Regions from separate parts of the Homo sapiens genome. Here region 2 is linked to region 1. The links are chromatin loops, found by intact Hi-C in ENCODE. Cell type or tissue: CD4-positive, alpha-beta T cell. All regions are shown on one strand. Each heading gives the region's core, and the rest is flanking DNA. Links, peaks and the distances in the headings are about the cores only.

Region 1 (10,153 bases), core at 3,619-6,118:
GTACAGCGTCGAGCTCCATTTCCAAAGGCCCTTGAGCCCACCCTACATTTTCTCCTGGATTTCCCTCCTGTGGCAACTTTCTCCTGCACACTGACTAGAACTCCGGATTGCCAGCTCAGAGACCCCTTCGAATCTACATTTTATGCAAAAGCTTTCTTTGTAGAAGCACAGAATGTTTAAGCTGGAGAATCACTTAATACTTTGCTGTGATCTACTAGAGAGCTGATTTTATTAAACGTTCTTTTAAAAATCAAAGATGAAGAGAGAAGACGAGAGAGTTCCTTTATCCTGTAGCATTTTGTCTGTTTCATTGATGAAAGCTCGGGGGCAAAGCGCCCGGCTTGGTGTTTCTCCTCATCAGCTAGTCTTCTTGGCTAGGCTTTGAAATAGACTAGCTCCTCGAGTCCACTGGCAGGTGCTATAGTTAATAACCTACTCATTGATTTGAGATTTGAGATTTTGATTTTTTTTTTTTTGCCGTAAGTTATTGGGGGTACAGGTGGTATTTGGTTACATGAGTAAGTTCTTTAGTGGTGATTTGTGAGATTTTGGTGCATCCATCACCTGAACAGTATACACTGCACCCTTTTTGTAGTCTTTCATCCCTCACCCCCCTCCCACTCTTCCCCACAGGTTCCCAAAGTCCATTGTATCATTCTTATGCCTTCGCGTCCTAGTGAGAACGTACGATGTTTGGTTTTCCATTCCTGAGTTACCTCACTTAGAATAATAGTCTCCAATCTCATCCAGGTCATTGCAAATGCTGTTAATTCATTTCTTTTTATGGCTGAGTAGTATTCCATCATATATATATATATATATAGCACAGTTTTTTTATCCACTCGTTGATGGGCATTTGGGTTGGTGCCACAATTTTGCAATTGTGCATTGTGCTGCATGTGCAAAGTATAAACATGCATGTGCAAGAATCATTTTTGTATCTTTTCCTCTGGGTAGGTACAGTAGTGGGATTGCTGGATCAAATGGTAGTTCTACTTTTAGTACTTTAAGGAATCTCCACACCGTTTTCCATAGCAGCTCTATGAGTTTACATTCCCACCAGCAGTGTAAAAATGTTCCCTGATCATGCCAAAAAATAAAATCCTAGTGGCAAGGCCAAAATAAAGTGCTCACAAATGCAGATCACCCCCACATTCAGCAGAACGAAGGGTGAGAGGTCTCGTGCTCTAGGTTGCAGTCAGCCAAGATCGTGCCACTGCACTCCAGCCTGGGTTTTCTATGTTAGCATGCTTCTGGGGTCTTGCGTCCCTTCTCTCCTGATTCTTCCCTTGGGGTGGGCTGTCCGCATGCACAGTGGCCTGCCAGCACTTGGGAGGGAGCATGCATGCACAGTGTGTTCACTGGAGTTGTGCGCATGCTCACTTGAGATGCTCCTCCCTTACCAGTCGAATGTCCCTAGAAGGTCATAGGCCAGTTAAATTCCACCGTTTTGCCTCTTAATGCACATGGTTGAACCCACTCGCCCAACCCCTGAGATCTTATTGGGAAGCTGCTGATCACCCACTTCCGGTGTTTCTGTTTATTGGGAGACTGCCTTTCGCTAGTGCTGGCTGTGACCAATGATTATTATAGAAATACAGAAAACAACCACCTGCCCATCATGGGATGGTCACCTGACATTCTTGGTGTGTGTATGTATTGGAAGGAGCCTTCTCCTGCCCTGCTCATGCCCGACTAGCTCCCCACTGTAACATAACCACCTACTCGTCTCAGTTCTCAGCTCCGAAGCAGAGGTCCTAGGGCTGGCCCCTCACGCTCGTGGTGAGAGTAGATGAGGGAACCCGCATAGGCTGCCTCAGCTGCCAGCACAGATTGTAGCCCCCAGCCTGGCCTCCAGTCCTGCTTCTGCCACACTGGACCTGTATGACCAGGGCCATCAATTAATGTCTGCAAGCCTCAGTTTCCTTGTCTGCAAACAGGGATGATAACAATGGTTCATTGTTATCTGCTTCATAGGGTTCAGATGAGATGAGCAGTTTATTCCACATGTGCTAAGGCCTCCAGGAGGAGGCAGCGCCAGGTGTGTGCTGGCTCTGACCATGTGTGATGCTGGGCACAACATAGGTGGCTGATGCCTGGCACATGTCTGCCAACTCATTCACTGCAGTTATCACACCACACTGGCTCAGGGATCACGATTAAAATTTGGGATTCTGAGTTCCTAAATTCTGTGACTCTGGGTCTGCAAAATACCTATCAAATGGTGCTTGGCTGGCACTCTTTTCTCTCTGAATGTCCGTGTGTGTTGGGGCCTGGGAATGCAGCCGGCCCAGGCGTTGGGCCAGCGCAAGGATCCAGTTCAATCAGTGCCCACTTCTGCCTTTGAAGGCGCATAATCTGCTTTATAGCCCTGACTTGCCACTTCGTACATAATGACAGGGAGGCAGACACAGTAGAGTGTCCCTAGCGATTTTTCCATCACTCACTGAATGACTGTCTTGGTTTAAAATCATGCCTGCTGCCTTAATGATGTTTTAAGAAATATAAAAATAGGAGTACATAACGCTGTATTCACCATGGCTTTTATCTGTCACAATTTCGCACAAAGCACAAATTGTTGCAAAAATACCTGAACTTCGCTATCACAGGGGTGCTTTGAAGAGATTGTTAGGTGTACAGCAATTATTCATGGGCCCAGGGTAAGTCCCATCCCAGCTCTGTCGCGAGGCCCTGCTTGTCCAGAGGGGCTCGGAGCCACCTTTCAGGGGGAGCCTAGGCCACAAAGGCACAGCCAAACAGAGATGAACAAATAGCCTCGTGGGGGCCCGAGTGCTGAAACGGTTTTTCTCATGGTAAGCAAACTTGAATAAACCCGGGAACGGCCAGAGGCGGTAATTAAAACTCGTGGCCCAGTTCTCCATTCATTTTCAGCAGAAAACTGTGGGTTTCTTTCAAGCCAAACTGAGAGGATGTTGAGGTCCTAGAGCAGAATGTTTGTCCTCAAGCTTGTCCTGCCTGTCAGAACAGGACTGACAGAGGAGCGGTTGGGGGGGGTGGGGACTTGTCCTGCTGTGAAGGAAGGGACGTGGTGGGGCAGGTTGTAGCTGCAGAACACATTTCTGTGCCTGTGCAGCAGAGCTGATGAGCCGCACGGGGAGAGCAGGTGCACACCTGAGAGGGAAGCGCGTTTACAGCCAGGGCTCTGCACACCCCAGAGGGAAGCGCATTTACAACCAGGGCTCTGCACACCCCAGAGGGAAGCACGTTTACAACCAGGGCTCTGCACACCCCAGAGGGAAGCACGTTCACAGCCAGGGCTCTGCACACCCCAGAGGGAAGCACATTTACAACCAGGGCTCTGCACACCCCAGAGGGAAGCGCATTTACAACCAGGGCTCTGCACACCCCAGAGGGAAGCACATTTACAACCAGGGCTCTGCACACCCCAGAGAGAAGCACGTTTACAACCAGGGCTCTGCACACCCCAGAGGGAAGCACGTTTATAACCAGGGCTCTGCACACCTGAGAGGGAAGCGCATTTACAACCAGGGCTCTGCACACCCCAGAGGGAAGCACGTTCACAGCCAGGGCTCTGCACACCCCAGAGGGAAGCACAGTTACAACCAGGGCTCTGCACACCCCAGAAGGAAGCGCATTTACAACCAGGGCTCTGCACACCTGAGAGGGAAGTGCATTTACAACCAGGGCCCTGCCTTTTCCTCTGCAGGTGGCTCGACAGCTCCAGCCCTCCGTGGTGTGGATTGAAGACACAGAAAAAACCTTCTACAAAAAAGTTCCCAACGCAGAAAAGATGGTGAGGACTTTCTCATGCCTTACTTTTGCCTTTTCTTTCCTCCAAAGGAGGCCCTTACCAAGGCCTACCTCTACTTTTTGAGAAGGTCTTGCCTTTTCAAGCGAGGAAGGAAACACTGGGGCTCTCTGTAGTGGTCTCTGTCTGCCCTAACTGTATTTGAAAGGGTTCTGTGGTCTGACTTTATGAGACATAGTTTAGAAGGAAAGAAAGTGTGGAAGAAAGGGGAGAGGGATTTTCCACCCAAACATACGATTCAGAGGTAAGAAACAATTTAGAGAACTCTGCTCAGTTAAAGCAAATGGCACACATAGGAGTTATTATTAGGATTTCCTATTGTTCATCATAATAAATAGCAAAAGGCCCACAATTGATGAACAAAGACCCTCAGCAGAACTGCTAAGTGCACCACATTCGGGCCTCCAGGGAGTCCTTTTTCAATTGCTTCCTTCCTTCTTTTCTCTCCTTTCAATGGTCCCCCTCCTCCACCACTTCCCCCCACAAATCACCAGCAAATTTCCCACAAGTTAAAAAAAATGTGCAGATACACGAGATTGTTATTCCACATCAATTTGCACCAAAGCAAATAGTGGTTAACTGTGAATTTCTGATTAAATTCATAAGGATTTTAATCACTTTTGATCCTTATGTATTATACATCACTTTTCGCAGGTAGAGATGATTTGGATAAAGAGTGGAAGCTCAATCTTTTCTTCCCCAAATGAGCCTTGATTGCCCTGTCATTTCAGAAAGTCTTCAGAGAACTCATTTATTATTTAATCTGGGACTCTTGTAGTTCACTCCCTCTGCTGGCGAAGTTGCTGCATTGCAGAAAAACTTGAAAAGGTCCACAAGTAGGTATGCAAAATGGATGGCAGGAATGACCGGGTTCTCCACCAGGTCCCACGTCTAAGAGAAATGCAGGGCAGTGTTTCGTCTCACGTGTCACACACCTGGAGTTATCAGAAACCTGGCTCATTCATGGGCAGGGGCTACTCCCTCTCCCACCAGACATAAGCCTGGGGAGTGGAAGACACTGGCCTGGAACTCAGGCCAGCAGTGAACAGCATTCACACAGCTGGCTGTGTGTCCTTAAACAAGTAACTTAACCTCTCTGAGCCTCCGCTTCCTTTACTATTAAATGAAAGCATTTCAGCCCGCACGGCCTCTGAGTTCATGCAGCCCCCTGCATTCTCCCACAGTGCCCTGGGCTTGCCATCAGTGCTTGCGGCTGCCTGCTCACTGCACATCTGAGTCTGGGAGAGCAAGGGGAACGGGAATGTTCCTCCTGAGAGAGCCAGAGGAGCACTGGGGAAGGAGCGCTGAGAGGGGGCCTCTGAGAGAAAGCTGGAGGCAGGGAATGAAATATACCCTGTAGACACCCTCGCATAAAGGGAGTGGATGTGAGGGGAAGGAGGCGCGCTGAGGAGGGAGCTGAAAGCCGTGAAGAAGCAGCCGAGCCTGCGGAACCCTGCCTTGAATCAGCCCTTGTGCTCCTGACACAGAGCGAACCTCTCAGCACCATCCCCGATTCCCGCAAACCCTGCCCATGCCTAGCTTTGTCCCTGTAGGAAATGAAGGCCACTGGAGGCATGGTCTTTGCTGTGGATGAACTGGACGTTTTCTCTGTTCACTTCCCATTAGAGGAGTCCGTCGTGTGTTGGGGAGGTCAACTGCACTGAGGACCAGGAGTCACACCCTGGGATAAGTCCTAGGGGACTGCAAGCCAAAGGGCACCCTGGCTTCCTGAGCATCTGCAAGGCCGGCGAGGGGACCTGAGCCACCCCAGACTCAGAGCTGCAAGAGGCATGAATGCCATCCTCCACCTCCCACCCCCAGTATTTCCACCCCCAGCTCCAATGCTGCAGCAGGAGAGGAGCGGGGGAGGAAACCATTGCGTGTGCATGCCCAGCTCTACACGGAACTCCAGCTCCACTCGGCCTGCACCGTGCAGTGATGGCATTGCGGGGCCTGCCCCTCAGGGAGCAGGGCTGCAGAGTTCCTGCTGCCTTCCTGCGTCTCCAGAGCCATGACTGGGCCAGTCCTGCTGTCCTTCCCAGCCTCTGAGACTCTGTGTCTCACCCAAGATCCTCTGCCACCAGGGCCCCAGGTGGCCATGAGCATTGGACGTCCACATTCTGAAGGTGACCAAAAGCCAAGGGCAGCAGAGGCATCCACAGGTGAGAGGAGCCCAGGAGGCATCGTAACCTGCTCCTCATTGCATCACTCAGCCACCTAGGGAGCCTAGTCCTTCCTCCCACCTGCCCCGGCCTCTGTCCCAAAGGCTGCCCTGATCCCAAGGGCACAGAGGCACAGAGAAGAACATCCAGGAGGCTGGCACTCCACCAGCTACGGGTGCCATACAGGCAGCAGGGCCGACCTTGCCCTGGGGTTGAGGGACTCCGGGAAATCCCCTTGAAAATCCAGTGACTGAATGCACCCTCCGGCCCCTCTGCCTTTGGGTGAGGCCCCTCCCGCAATAAGAGGCAGGAAGCTCACCCGGGGATTGGGGCATGGCGAAGATCAGTGACGCCACCCGAGCATGGAAGCCAAACTTCCCGGGCGCAGGGACACTGTTGCGGACAGGAAAAGGAGGACCCCGGTGGCGGTGGGGGACATCAGTTGAATACCTCCTCTTTCCCAAGCACAATACATATGTCAGGGAAACTCCCGGCAACCCTGAGAGGAAGGCATTGTTTTCCCTGTGACACAAAAGAGAACAAAGGCTCCCAGAAGGCGCACAGCTGCTCTCGGGTCATGCTGGGATTCAGAAACAAGGTTGCCAGAATGGGGCCTTCTCCCCACCACACACAGCACAGGCTGGAAGACATGGGGGGGAAACCACCAGCTTCGCCTTCTGCCCATTGGGTCAGCCCTCCTGGTGCACCTAAACCACACCGCATCCCTGCGGCCCTCTGAGCCCTGGGGCCACTCCAAACATCATCCCAAAACCTGCCTTTGGGGCCCTCTTGTCTTAGAACCAAATGGGCCCTACTCCGGAATTCTCTGTCCTCCTGCACACACTCCTGTTCCCCTCACACTGTCCTCAGCAATCTTTGAAAGAACCCCTCACACCTCTAGAATTTCAGCAAAGTCCAAACTCCAAGTACCTCCACTCCAACCCCTGCCACTTTTACAAACACACCCCTGCCCCCTGCAGACGCCTGGACCAGGCCCGCTCCTTTCTCCTCCTCCTAGGAGAGTAGCGTCTCCTCCCACCTGCGCCTCGAGTGCGCTCAGTCAGTTGTTTGTATCTGAGGTGAAGGCGGTAAAGAATGAGGCGCACGGGCTGCTCCTGCATTTTCTGCCCCATTACCCTTTGTTACTTCATCTAGCAAGCGCCTCCCTGACATCACGATAGTGCCTCTGCCAAGGAATCGCTGCTTTCTTGGGGCTGGCTGTGGCGGTTGTATTGTGGAGCTAACTGCAGAATAGCAAATTGAAATTGCTGCGTGGATGCTAGCCACTAATTTGAAATTGCCCAAAGTAATACAGTTGTGAGGGGCTGGCAGGCCCCGCGGTAGGGGCGGCGGTTTTGGAGGTGGCCAGGTGATCATGGGGTGGTTTGCTGGCATGATGGATGAGTGCACAGGTCTCGTGCATAACAGACGGCTCTGCACTGGAATGGGGGTGGTCTGAGTGTAGGGGAACTACCAGTTGAATGACACACCAATTTCTGTCCCCTGTTCATGGGACTGCACCTCACCATCAGCAAGGATGTCACTCTGGACATTGCCCAGAATCAACGTTTGTCATCCAGATAGGCTGATTCATTTCAAATGTCCCTGCCATTTCAGGACAGAAAGGTAACAGTGTCATCTCCTGCCTCAGAAAGGGCAGGGATCACACTGCCATCACCATGGCAACTGGGTTGCTGAGGGTGGGCTCAGACCATGCAGGTGTGTCTCTACCCCCATGGATTCTCAGTCTCCAGCCTCACCAGGACTGTCAGATCAGTCCTACTTCCACTGTTCTTTGGGCAGCTCACATGTGCACCCCAAATGCCCAGTCACTCCCACCACCTGCTTTGTTCTTTAAGGCAAGTCTCTTCTCACCACCCTACTCACCCCTCAACCCACCACCATCGGCTTGCTACCCCCACCACTCTATAGAAATTGTTCTCACAAAGTTCTTAGGGCCAGGCACGGTGGCTCACACTTGTAATCCCAGCACTTTGGGAGGCCGAAGCGGGCAGATCACTTAAGGTCAGAAGTTCGAGACTAGCATGGCCAACATGGCAAACCTTGTCTGTATTAAAAATACAAAAATTAGCCGGGCATGGTGGTGCACACCTGTAATCCCAGCTACTCAGGAGGCACAAGAATCACTTGAACCCAGGAGGTGGTGATTGCAATGAGCAGAGATTGTGCAACTGCACTGCAGCCTGGATGACACAGTGAGACTCTGTCTCAAAAATAAAAGAAATTGTTCTCACAAAGTTCTTTGACACAAGAAGTGCAAGACTTTTCTGAAAACTACAAAAACGCTGAAAAATTTAAAGGAAGCCTAAATAAATGGAAAGACATTTGTATTCATTGGTTGAAAGACTTAATCTTGTTAAGATGGTAATAATTCCCAAATTGGCCTACATATTCAATGCAATTCCCATGAAATCTCAGCCAGCTTATTTGCAGAAATTGGTAACTGATCCTAAAATTCATCCAGAAATTCAGGAGATCCAGCCAAAACATTCTTCAAAAGAAAAATAAAGTTGGGGGACTCACATGTCCCAATTTCATTTTCCAACTTACCACAAAGCTACAACAATCAAGACAGTGTGGACTTGCCTAAGAAGAGACATAGATCAATGGATCAGAATCAGGAATCCAGTAATAAAGCCTTACATTACAGTTCGTTTTGACAAAGGTGCAAAGACAATTCAATTCAGAAAGAATAATCTTTTCAACAAGTAATGCTGGGACTGTTGAATTGCTGCCTGCAAAAGAAAGAGTTGGACCCTTACCTCACGCCATATACAAAAATCAACTGATAATGTATCAAAGACCTAAAAATAAGGGCTAAAACTAGAACACTCTTACAAGAAAATATAGGCATAAATTTTGTGACCTTAGATTAGGCAGTTGTTCCTTAGATATGACACCAAAAGTACAGGCCACAAAAAGAAAATTGCAACTCATCAAAATTAAAAACTTTTTTGCTGCAAAGGACATCCTCAAGAAAGTGAAAAGACAACCCACAGAACAGAAGAAAATGTTTGCAAACCATGTAATATTGAGGGACTTCTATCTATTAATAGAACCTACAAAGAACCCTTACAACTCAATAATAAAAAGACAAATAACCCAACTTTTAAAGTGGGCCAACAATCTAAATACACATTTTTCCAAATAAGATACACAAATGACCAATAAGCACATGAAAAGACGCAGGAACATCATTAGCCGTCAGCCAAATGGGAGCAAAAATGGCCTCGACTGTGCTTGGGAAGTCTCTGCAGAGGCTCTCACCATTGCCCCTGGTGTGCTTCTCCTTCCCCGGCTTCCTCTTTGCTGTCTGCACTGGGGGCGAGGTTCGTTTGCAGCCAGGCTGTTGCCCATGGCAACATGGTCAGATCTGACTCCCACGGGCTGGAAGTCGTCCTCCCTGGGGTGCTGAACAGCCAGCCTGTTCTCGCTCATTCCTCTCCCTCATTAGTGCTGAGATTATACTAAAATAATTCAGGTTCAAACTATTTCCCAACTGCTTCAGAGAGATAAGTTTCACAGCCTTATGTAACCAGGTATTTTTCAGACATGAGATGCAGGAGCTGGGCTCTTCATTGTTCCAGCAATCAGCAAAGGAAGTCTTGTGTCCAGCTTCCAAACAACTTAGGAAAATGGGAGCACCACAGCTCATTACAGGTCCGAGTGAGCTTCCTTCCGTTTGTAAATCAGCCACCACTTCCCATTCCTAGGGCCAAGGTGCTTCCTTCCTTCCCACCCTCTAAATCTGGACACCAGAGGTTGAGGAAAGGAAACACTGACAATTAAAATCCACTGGGTCATACTGGGAAGCACATTCCGAGACCCATCCCAGGACAAACCTTAAGAAATTGTGTTTGTCAGAGCTTTGCAATCACTTTAACAAAGGATGCTGCAATGCATCCTAAGTAAATTTTCTTTCATTTTTTCATTCTTTTTTTCTATATGTGGACCAATTTTTTTTTCTCTCTCCCAGAATGAACCTAAACGCCTGAAAAAACACCTTCCCCAAATCCTGAAACTCCTGAAACCAGATGACCGGATTCTGATTGTGGGGACCACACGGCGTCCCTTCGATGCTGAACTCCAATCTTTCTGCAAAGTTTACCAGAAAATTATTTTGGTGCCCAGACCAGACTATGCTTCCAGATACGGCAAGTACCCCCAGCCCCTTCCCATG
Region 2 (10,153 bases), core at 2,743-5,242, 1.2 Mb before region 1:
GGTCACCCGTTGCAAGCCTGCTGTTTTCTGGTTTGCCTTTGCTCTGGGACATCCATTTCTCCCCAGAGGAGAGCTGTGTTGGAAAATGAGGGTTCCCCAGAAGAAGGGCCCAGGTGGGTGCCGTCCAGGGGCCTCCCTCTGCCTCATGTTTCCTGGGTTCTCAGTTGGTTCTTTGCCCAGCATCAAAGCCCACAGGTGCCAACAGGCATGATGGGAGGGGAACCTGGGGGTGGGGACTTGGCTTTCCAGGCCCTGCAGGAGGAGGAAGGCCGCACCCCGCCAGCTAGAGGAAGAGCCTCTTCCAGGGAGCACACCCCGCCCCTCCCTGGTCCTGGCTGCTCAGGAGTGCCAAGAAACACAACTTGGACACGAAACGTGGAGGAGTGCGGGCTCCACGGCTGCAGCTTTCTCGGATCTTACTGTTGGAAGTGAACCAGGTGTCCTTAGGAAACTCTCTTATAAACAGCGCTGGATTTTGTGGCTGTTTCCTTCAGGAAGGGAAGGAGTTTGCCGACAGCCAGAAGTTGCTGTTCATGGAAACTTCGGCCAAACTGAACCACCAGGTGTCGGAGGTGTTCAATACAGTGGGTGAGTCACGTCCCCGTGGGCCAGACAAGGGGGAGGTGCTTGTCCCTGACCAACTTCCCTGGGTCCCTGTTGCTGGTGACGTGGTATCCCATAGAATGTCTTTAGGGACTGGATGGTGACCAGGAGGGGCAGGAGGCCCTTGTTCTATGGTTCAGGGTAAACACAGGAGGGGCGGGTCCTGGGGTGGCTGGTCTGCAGGGCTGTGCTGGGCTGGGCGACTTCCCTCCCTAGCCAGCCCCCTCCTCTTGCTGTTCACAGCCCAAGAGCTACTGCAGAGAAGCGACGAGGAGGGCCAGGCTCTACGGGGGGATGCAGCTGTGGCTCTGAACAAGGGGCCCGCGAGGCAGGCCAAATGCTGCGCCCACTAGGTGCAGCCACTCCTGGGGGCTGTGGGGAAGACACCCCCTGCCTGGGCCATGGCCAGCTCTAGGTGGATTCTGATTCACTGTCAATGCTGGGTTGCTCCCGAGCCCTAGATGTTCCTGGAAGTTGGCCCCCTTTATGAAAACCACTTCCCACAGCCAGTGGGAACTGCCAGAGGAAGATCTGGCGTCACATGGCTCCCAGGAAAGTGCTGTGCCCTATCCCCACTGATACCATCTGATTCCCCGATGCCTGTGCCTGTTCCACCTGGACGGTGGCCCCCTCAGCCTGGCAGCCTCTGGACAGAGAGGAAGGAAGGATTGGAAAAGTCCCCGCAGCACAGCGACGGTGGGAAGATGCCTTACGTCTGATCTTGATGGGGGCACTGGCCTGGAGCCTGGGCCCACCTGCTTCTGGGGGGTTGGGGAGCAGGCCAGATGGAGGTGGTGGTGCCAGGAAGAAATGGAGCGATGACTGACTGTGGGGTGGGCCCAGGATTTCCACATCTTGGTGAAGTTGCCCCTGGGAAGGGCAGCTGGGGGCAGTGGCGCCAGTTCCCTTCCATGGTCTCCCGGCTGGCAATGTGGTGAAGCTGAGTTTCTGTCCAATGAGCAGGAAGATTCTGAGACATTTCGCCTGAGATATAAGTTGTACTGCGTATGCAGTTTTTCCTCCAAAAATTAAATTGCTTTTGACAATCTGGCTTTTAGAAGTTTTTGAGGACAAGGCAGGGCACTGCGCCTGGTGGATGGTTGTAGGTATTTCTGTATAGATTCTGGGAGGGCTCCTGTTAAGTAAATAAGGAAGCAGGCCCATGCGGCAGGCTGTGACTATCGTGGGCCTGGCCCAGCTCTCTGGATGGGATGCATTCCCAGATGGCCACACTTCTTCATCCTGCCTGCCTCCCTTTACAGAGAAACCCATGTCTGAGTCTGTTTTTGTGTTGCTATAAAGGGATACCTGAGGCTGGGTGATTTATGAAGAAAGAGGTTTATTGGGCTCATGGTTCTGCAGGCTGCACAGGATGCACAGGGCCGGTATCTGTTTCTGGTGAGGCCCCAGGCTGCTTCCACTCATGGCAGAAGGCAGTGAGAGCTGGCGTGCAGAGGTCACACGGGGAGAGGAAGTAGGAGAGGGTAGCAGGGAGGTCCCACTCTTTTTAACAACCAGCTCTGGGGGAACTCTTACAGGAGCTTTGGAGTAAGAGCTCCATCATTACTGCTAGGATGGCACCAAGCCATTTATGAGGGACCCACCCCCATGACCCAACACCTTCCATTAGGCCCCACCTCTCACACTGGGGGTCAGAGTTCTTCTTCTTTTTTTTTTTTTTTTTTGGAGATGGAGTGTCGCTCTGTCATCCAGGCTGGAGTGCACTGGCACGATCCCAGCTCACTGCAATTTCTGCCTCCCAGGTTCGAGCGATTCTCTTGCCTCAGCCTCCTGAGTAGCTGGGACTACAGGCACGTGCCACCACACCCATCTAATTTTTGTATTTTTTAGTAGAGACGGGGTTTCATCATGTTGGCCAGGCTGGTCTCCAACTCCTGGCCTCGGGTGATCCACCCGCCTCCACCTCCCAAAGTGCAGGGATGACGGGCATGAGCCACTGCGTCTGGCCCTGGGGGTCAGATTTCAACATGAGGTTTGGAAGGGACAAATATCCAAACTGCAGCAACCCAGACCCTGTTTTGGGAGGTAAACCCCACATGATGTTTTCCTGTTGGGTCTCTATCTGGACACCTGATGTGGCAAGGTTATTTCAAAGGTGGCCACTTTTTGGAAGGTGATATTGGTTTTCATCCTTGTCCCTATGATAAGCAGGTGTAAGTTTTAAACAATAAGACATTGTTATCCACCTGGAAAAAGTGGCATCACTGTATTGGCTGCTGTAAGGATCAAGGAAGGAGAAAGCAAAATACCTCCCGTTTGACGCTGAGCTTCTCATCACACAGAAGGGGAAAGAGCTCTGTGCCTGAGGCTTCCCCGGCTCCTCCGGGCTTCCTTCTGCTCTCACTCACTTTGTGTAGAGATGCCAGGCCTTGACCTTCAGTGGGGCCCAGACCATGGGGAGCCCTGGCAGGGGATGGGGGAGGGGACACAGAGGCCAGCCATTGCCTAGGGCCTGTCTGGTGAGGCTGGCTGTGTCCTGGCCAGAAGCCACTGCCCCTGTCCAAGAGGCCTCTTCCTCCTGCAGGTTCTGGTGGCTGCTCCCTCTGCTCATCCATTGGGCCTAGGGTGGGCACAGCCCCTCCTTGCCAGCCTGGGTTTCTCAGTGTTCCAACCACAGCTTCATAATAGCTCCTCCCTCATGATCCCTGGCTTCGTTTTCCTAACTGGAGGAGCCACCTGGGTCCACTGGGCCCCTGGCAGATCCAGCTTTCAATCTTGGGGACAAGGAAACATCTTGGATCTTCCTTGGAGTCTGGCTTTCCTGGTGCTAGTGTGACCTGAAATGAACTCCTCACGTGATCTTTACTAGACAAATGCAGAGCAGATTTCACACACCTCTGTCATGATCTCCAAGAAAAGCTAAAGGATAAATAAAGAAAACAATAGCTTCCTAGAGGGCCTGTTCCCTTGATTTTCGCGAGGACTGTCCTCGTTTCTTAGACAATTTCACAGGTGAAATCTGACACTGTATTATTGCTATCCACACTGCAGTTTCCGGCTGCGAGTAAAGTTGGACCATTTTTCACGCGATGATTCCCTTGCCGATGAAGAACATGAAGTGTGAGTCCCTAGTGTGCTAGGCTGTGTCCTCGCGCCCTGTGCCCCCGCAGCGGGCCCTCAGCCGGGGTGGGGACCCAGCTTGCGGGCGGCAGGAGGCTGAGGTTGCCCGTGGCCACCAGATGGCGCTCCAGCATTGTGGAAGGCAAGCCCCACGGTCCTGGCGTCCGGAGTGCTTGCTCTGCTGAAGGGCGAACCAGGAGGCTCTCAGAGGAGCTGCAGAGGAGCGGCTTGATGACATAGAAGGGGAAGAATACAAGGGAAGTTTGTAGGATGCCTGTAGGTCTGACTGCCTGCTTCCCCCTCTGTTTTGACGACCTCCTGTGACTATGCCAGCATTTATTATTAAAATGTGTCCTTTGACTCCTTCAGGAATCATTTCATGGCCTCCCCAAGAGTGGACAGATCTGTGGTGGTCCTGGAACCCTGGGTCTCCCAGGACTGTGACTGCCCCTTTCCCCTCCTCCCTCACCACTAGGCAGGTGGGGCTCAACCCTGTGCTGGAGTCACCTGCGGAGCTTCGGAAAGCCCCACACCGGGGCAGGGTGCGGTGGCTCATGCCTGTAATCCTGGCACTTCGGGAGGCCGAAGCGGGAGGACCACTTGAGGCCAGGAGTTTGTGACCAGCCTGGGCAACAAAGGGAGACCCTGTTTCTACAAAAAGCAAAACAAAAAATTAGCTGGGTATGATGGTGCACACTTGTAGTCCTGGCTACCCTGGAGGCTGAGGTGGGAGGATTGCTTAGGCCTCGGGGGTCGAGGCTGCAGTGAGCCATGATCAAGCCACTGCATTCCAGCCTGGGCACCAGAATGAGACCCCATCTCAAAAAAAAAAAAAAAAAAAATGGAGCGCCTCAGCTGCATATCACCCAGAGGTTCTGATTCCATCAGACTGCCCAGGGATTTCTAAATCCTTCCAGGTGAGCATAGGTGAGGCTGAGAACCTCAGTGAGGGCAGGGCCTCTGTCTGTCCTGATTTCTGTGGGATTCCCAGGGTCCTCTACACTGTCTGGCACACACCAGGCACTCAACACATGTGTATCCAACAAAGGGAGGAAAGCATGTTTTTTTTCCCCAGAGACCTAAAGAACAGGCAGGCTTTCCTGAAAACAGCCCCCGCCGCCCCTGACACCTGCGTGTGGAAGACTCACCTGTGTCAGTGCTCCACCACCTTATCTTCCTGTCCCGAAACGGGGCTGGGGTGGGGCAGCAGGCAGGAAGGCCCTATTTCTGCAAGCACACAGGGAGAGGCCCCAGCAGGGCTGCAGACATTTGTGTCGCAGATGATTCAGGATAAATGGGTCCAGGACCCCACTGGCCCCAGATCCTGGGAGAAGCTGGTCCATGTACCCACTGTCCAGGCTGCTGCTGGGGAAGCAGCTCCAGCCCTGCTTAGCCTGAGTTCGGACCTGGGTCTTCTCGTGAGCTGTTGTTTGCCTGTGGGGGGTGGTGGTGGATGCCGGAGGCATGGCAATGTTGATGAGTGGCCCTGGGAGCCCCTGCCATCCCAGCCTGTGATGCTAACCTTTTCTTCTCTCTCTCTTTCTCTTTTTTTTTTTTTTTGTTTTGAGACAGAGTTTTGCTCTTGTCACCCAGGCTGTAGTGCAGTGATGGGATCTCAGCTCACTGCAGACTCTGCCTCCTAAGTTCAAGTGATTCTCTTGCTTCAGTCCCAAGTAGCTGGCACTACAGGCGCCCGCCACCACACCTGGCTAATTTTTGCATTTTTAGTAGAGATGGGGCTTCACCAGGCTGGTCTCGAACTCCTGACCTCAAGTGATCCGCCCATCTCGGCATCCCAAAGTACTGGGATTACAGGTGTGAGCCACCGTGCCCGCCCTGTCTTGTTTCCTCTTGAGTATGTTCCCATCCCATTCTTCTGATGGGTCTGCGTTTCCCAGAGTGGCTGACTCACAGAACTATTCTTTTTAATTTTTTTAAAATTTATTCCCTGTTTAGGACTCCCACTGGCCAAATTTAGGCCAATTCGAGTGTCAAAAATTATAAAGTTCTGAAAAAAAAGAAAAAAAGAAATATCTTCTCTGGAAGAATCCAACTAATGACTGTGGAAGGAATTAGAGAATCACCATGGTGTGGGGGTGACTGGTGGTGCAGCAGCTGAGCCTGGCATGGGTAGTCAGGGGACACTGACATCTCAGGCCGCAAGCTGGCTGGGAAACAGGATTTGGCCATGGGGCCCTGGCCCCAGCACAGATTTCACATTGATCACACAGGGAAAAAACCTCTTACAATGAAGAGATCTGTCTCTACCACAGGGTCAAATAGCACTGTCAGAGAGGGAGCCCAGGATCCCATGGTCAGATATGATGCAGTGGGAAGGACACAGTTTTTGGGTCCACAGTGCGCGACCTGAATCCAGGCAAGATCCTGGATGCCCCTCTCTGATGACAGGAAGTACAGGGAACGGAAGAACAGGGACATCACCTTGGGGGAACAACTTACAAATCACACAGGTGGAGCATTTTCCAAGACGACTCATCTGGGTGCTTGAAAAATTCAACACCAGGACAACATAAAAAATTAACTGGTCGGAAATCAAAGAGAAACAACGGACTGTGAATGCAGATTGGAGCCCGGTGGGGGAAAAAGGAGACTGTCTTGCTGCATGTGGGGATTTCTGAGTACAGACTAAAAACTAGATGATATTGTGAAATTACTACAACGGTTTGTTCAGGTATGATGATTTTATGGCTATGTAGGAGACTGGCCTTATTCGTGGGAGAAGGATGCTGAAAATATGCTTCTAGTACATTCACTCTGTTCTTCAGCCACTGCCGTGGTCCAGTTCTAAGACGTTTCACCACCTCCAAAAGGGAACCCCCATATCCATTAAGCAGTCATCCCCCCACCCCTCTTCCCTATCCCCTGACAGCCATGAATCTGCTTCCATAGAATATGCAATGTCATACAACGTTTTTATATAAACAGAATCATACAACATTTGAATTCTTGTGCCTGGCTTCTTTCACTTAGCATGATGCTTCCAAGGTTCATCCGTGTTGTGGCATGTATCAGTGGTCCATTCCTTTTCCTGGCTGAGTAATATTCCATTGCATGGATAGACCACGCTGTGTTTTTCTATTCTTCTGTTGATGGGTGTTATGAAATGTTTGTGTCCCCGCCACTGCAAATTTATATGTTGAAATCCTCCCCCCATTATGGTGGTATTAGGAGATCGGGTCTTTGGGAGGAGATTAGGTCATGAAGGTGGAACCCTCATGGATGAAATTAGTGCCCTCATAAGAAGAGGCTAGAGAGCTTGCTTCCTGTTTCTGCTCTCTGCCATGTGAGGATACAACGAGAAGACGGTGTCTGTCAACCAGGAAGATGGTGTCGGATCAAGGTGTCGGATCAGCCAGCACCTTGATCTTGGACTTCCTGCCCCCAGAACTGTGAGGAGTGAGTGTTTACTGGCTGAGCCTCTGTGCCTATGCTATCTTATTAGAGCAGCCCGAACTGACTAAGGCAATGGGCATTCAGGTCATGTCCACCCTTTGGCTACTTGGAAGGGTGCTGCTGTAAACGCTGCTGTGATGTGCTGAGCACCTGCCCTCAGTTCTCCAGGGTCTACACCTGGGGCGAATTGTTGGGTCGTTTGATAACTCCGTGTTTAACTTTTTGAGGGCTGTGGCCTCTTTAAGGCCTGACCCAGCCCCTGCTGCCTTCGGAACAGACCTTGCCCCCCTTCCTGTTCCTGCAGGCTCACTCTACCCTGGCGAGGTGGCTCAGGGCTGGAGGGGCTCCCCTGTAGCTGGGGAGGTGCAGTCACCCCAACTCAGCCCCGTGTAGGTGGTCTGGGCCTTGCCACTGGCCCCTCTGAGCATGGATGGCCAAGAGGGCTGTGGTCAGGATGGGCTCCTGAGATCAGCATCTGCAGGCAGGGTCCAGCAAGAGTCCAGGCCAAGCTTTGGGTTGGAGGGAGCTGGTGAAGCCTGTTACATGGCTGGGTGGAGGATGGGCCTTGGGGAAGGGGCTTGCACTCACAGAGCACCCACCCTGTGCCGGCAGGCGTGCAGGTGCCACGCCCACGGAGCTGAGGAATGAGGTAAGCGTTGCTGTTCTGTGGCATGCAGTTGTGGAAACTGAGGCTCAGTGATTCACGGGATGAACTCAGTCTCCCAGGTGGTGCAAGTGTGCCCCCAATGCCAACCTAAGCTACACCTGAGGCAGGATGTGGAGACATCCCCGTGTGATTTGAAAGGGACGCACGTGGCGTGGGAGCAATCTAGGTTCAAGTCTCCCTGCCATGGGTCAGAAACAATCCATGATGCATCTTCCCTGAGTAAGAGGGAGGCAAGACAGACTGCAATGAGAGGACTAGCAGTTGTAGGGGTTGCGGGGTGCAGGGATGAGTAGGGGGAGCCCAGAGGACTTCTAGGACAGTTAAACGACTCTGCGTGATGCCACATCGTGTTGTTGTACATTTGTGCAAACCCACAGGACGCACAGCGTGGAGAGTGGGCTCTGACATACGCTGGTTGGGGATGGGGATGTGTCAGTGTGGGTTCCTCGACTGGGACAAAAGCACCCTCGGTGGGGGTGTTGATCATGGGGGAGGCTGTGCGGATGTGGGGGAAGGGGGTGGATGGGAACTTTCTGTACCTTCTACTCAATTTTGCTGTGAACCTAAAGCTGCTCTGAAAAATAGTCTAAATAAAAAGGACTGAAGTTGAGGGGCTGCCCAGGGCTCAGGCTGGGGGCTGTGCTACCGTCCTATGGGGACAGTGTCCTGCAGAGTATGACGCGTGGCACCTCCTGGCCTTCTGCAGTGGACAGCCTGGGCAGCCACTCAGGGCAGCTTGGGTGTGGGGGTGGCTGTGGGCTGCCGGTGACCAAGGGTAGACCCAGCGCCCCAACTCAGTGCCAAGTGCCCTCTGCCAAGTCACAAAGCCTTTTCTTCCAAAGAAGTTGCTGGGCTCTGAGGTTCTTTCTAGTCTAATGTCCCAGGAGGGAACAACTTCAGAGTCACCACCACACAGTCGTGAATGTGTAACTGAAGACCAGAGCTTTTATTAGGATTGAAGGGAAAGGAGCCCGAAGGAGAGGAGAGGGTGGGGTGGGGGAGGCTCCAGAGTGAGTTTCTTGACAAGCTGGCTGTCAGCCATCCTGGGACGACATAGCACCGCCTTCCAGGGGGAAGCAGGTCAGCCGGGGTCGCAGGCCAGGCTTGGGGACGTCCCCCAGGGTTGCCCTCCTCCGACCGAAGCGGCCCACAGGCCTGATCCCGCGACTGGCGTACCAGGCAGGATTGATGTCAGGGGCTGGAAAGGAAAGAGCTGGAGCAGACCATGGGCACGTGTCCCCAGGGTGTGCTGTGCTCCCAGAGGCAGCGGGGCAGAGTGCACAGGCAGGGCCTCTCAGCCCAGTCGCCAGGCCATGCTGGGAGCCACCCGAGGAACAGGCACCCAGAGGTTCTGGCGAGGCCATTTCTGGGCGTGGGCTGGCTTTGGGAAGCAGGAGTTCAAAAAAGCACCAAGACTGACTTCCCTTTCCTCCCGCGCACCCCGTTCCTGCCAGGTTCTCGAGCGACCAGGCTGCACTAGGTTCTGGGGTGAGGCAGGGTGGGGTAAGGGAGGCTGACAGGGGTCCAGGCACTCACTGCGGATCTCCATGGAGTGCCGATGGGTACGACTTGCAGCTCCCCGCAGGGCCAGGCCCAGCATCAGCAGGCACAGGAGCCAGGCCCTCAGCACCTTCATCCCTTGGCTCCTCCGAGGAGGCCCCGCTGGAGGGGAGATCCAAATGAGGAGGACACGGCCTGGGGGAGAAGGGGCAGGAGCAGCGTCACACAGGCATCAGGGTGCGTGTGCACGGAGCTGGGACCTTGGGTAGAGTGAGCACTGTGTGTGAGAGAGAAGTATGTGCATGAGCCTGTGTGCATGTGAGTGCACAGCTGTGTATGTATATGTGTACAAGAGGGTGTGGTGTGTGCACATGGGTGCCTGTGTGTGTGTATGTGTGCAGATATGTGTGTGTATGTGTGTAGATGTGTGTATGTGTGCAGGTGTGTGTGTATGTGTGTAGATGTGTGTGTATGTGTGCAGATGTGTGTGAGTGTATGTGTGTAGATGTGTGTATGTGTGCAGATGTGTGTATGTGTGTAGATGTGTGTGTATGTGTGTAGATGTGTCTGTGTGTATTGTGTAGATGCGTGTGTATGTGTGCAGATGTGTCTGTGTGTAGATGTGTGTATGTGTGTAGGTTTGTGTGTATGTGTGTAGATGTGTGTGTATGTGTGCAGATGTGTGTGAGTGTGTGATGTGTGTATGTGTGCAGATGTGTGTGTGTGTAGATGTGTGTGTATGTGTGTAGTGTGTCTGTGTGTATTGGGTAGATGCGTGTGTATGTGTGCAGATGTGTCTGTGTGTAGATGTGTGTATGTGTGTAGGTTTGTGTGTATGTGTGTAGATGTGTGTGTGTAGATGTGTGTATGTGTAGGTGTGTGTAGTTG

Evidence for each region. A loop is a pair of places that touch in the nucleus more often than their neighbours do. Peaks named below come from ENCODE experiments on the same cell type or tissue, not always from the same donor. Only the 100,000 strongest peaks of a DNase experiment are listed, where the experiment ranks them.
Region 2: a loop joins it to region 1, with 4 times the contacts of the local background. A loop is called at or near these places in 4 of 110 quality-filtered maps.

What each region holds. Positions count from the first base shown.
Region 1 is chr2:236,338,179-236,348,331 of GRCh38, reverse strand. It overlaps DRC11 (dynein regulatory complex subunit 11), which reads left to right. Exons shown (of 19, transcript NM_024726.5): 16 at 3,689-3,775; 17 at 9,950-10,127. The region is part of intron 1 of LOC105373945 (a long non-coding RNA gene); the gene reads right to left. Among named protein-coding and RNA genes, the nearest start is that of IQCA1-AS1, 48 kb to the left of the region's middle. RefSeq lists enhancers at 4,968-5,882, 5,883-6,797. In CD4-positive, alpha-beta T cell, for the core only: CTCF peaks have their summits at 4,367 and 4,576 (motif pointing left); a DNase peak (open chromatin) is centred at 4,581.
Region 2 is chr2:237,565,822-237,575,974 of GRCh38, reverse strand. It overlaps PRLH (prolactin releasing hormone), which reads right to left and starts at 9,401. Exons shown (of 2, transcript NM_015893.1): 1 at 9,302-9,401; 2 at 8,800-8,963. The coding sequence starts at 9,401. The coding sequence ends at 8,800. RAB17 (RAB17, member RAS oncogene family) reads left to right here. Exons shown (of 6, transcript NM_022449.4): 5 at 495-588; 6 at 847-1,649. The coding sequence ends at 956. RefSeq lists enhancers at 750-1,449, 2,568-3,103 and a silencer at 3,697-3,882. In CD4-positive, alpha-beta T cell, for the core only: CTCF peaks have their summits at 3,577 and 3,789 (motif pointing right); a DNase peak (open chromatin) is centred at 3,824.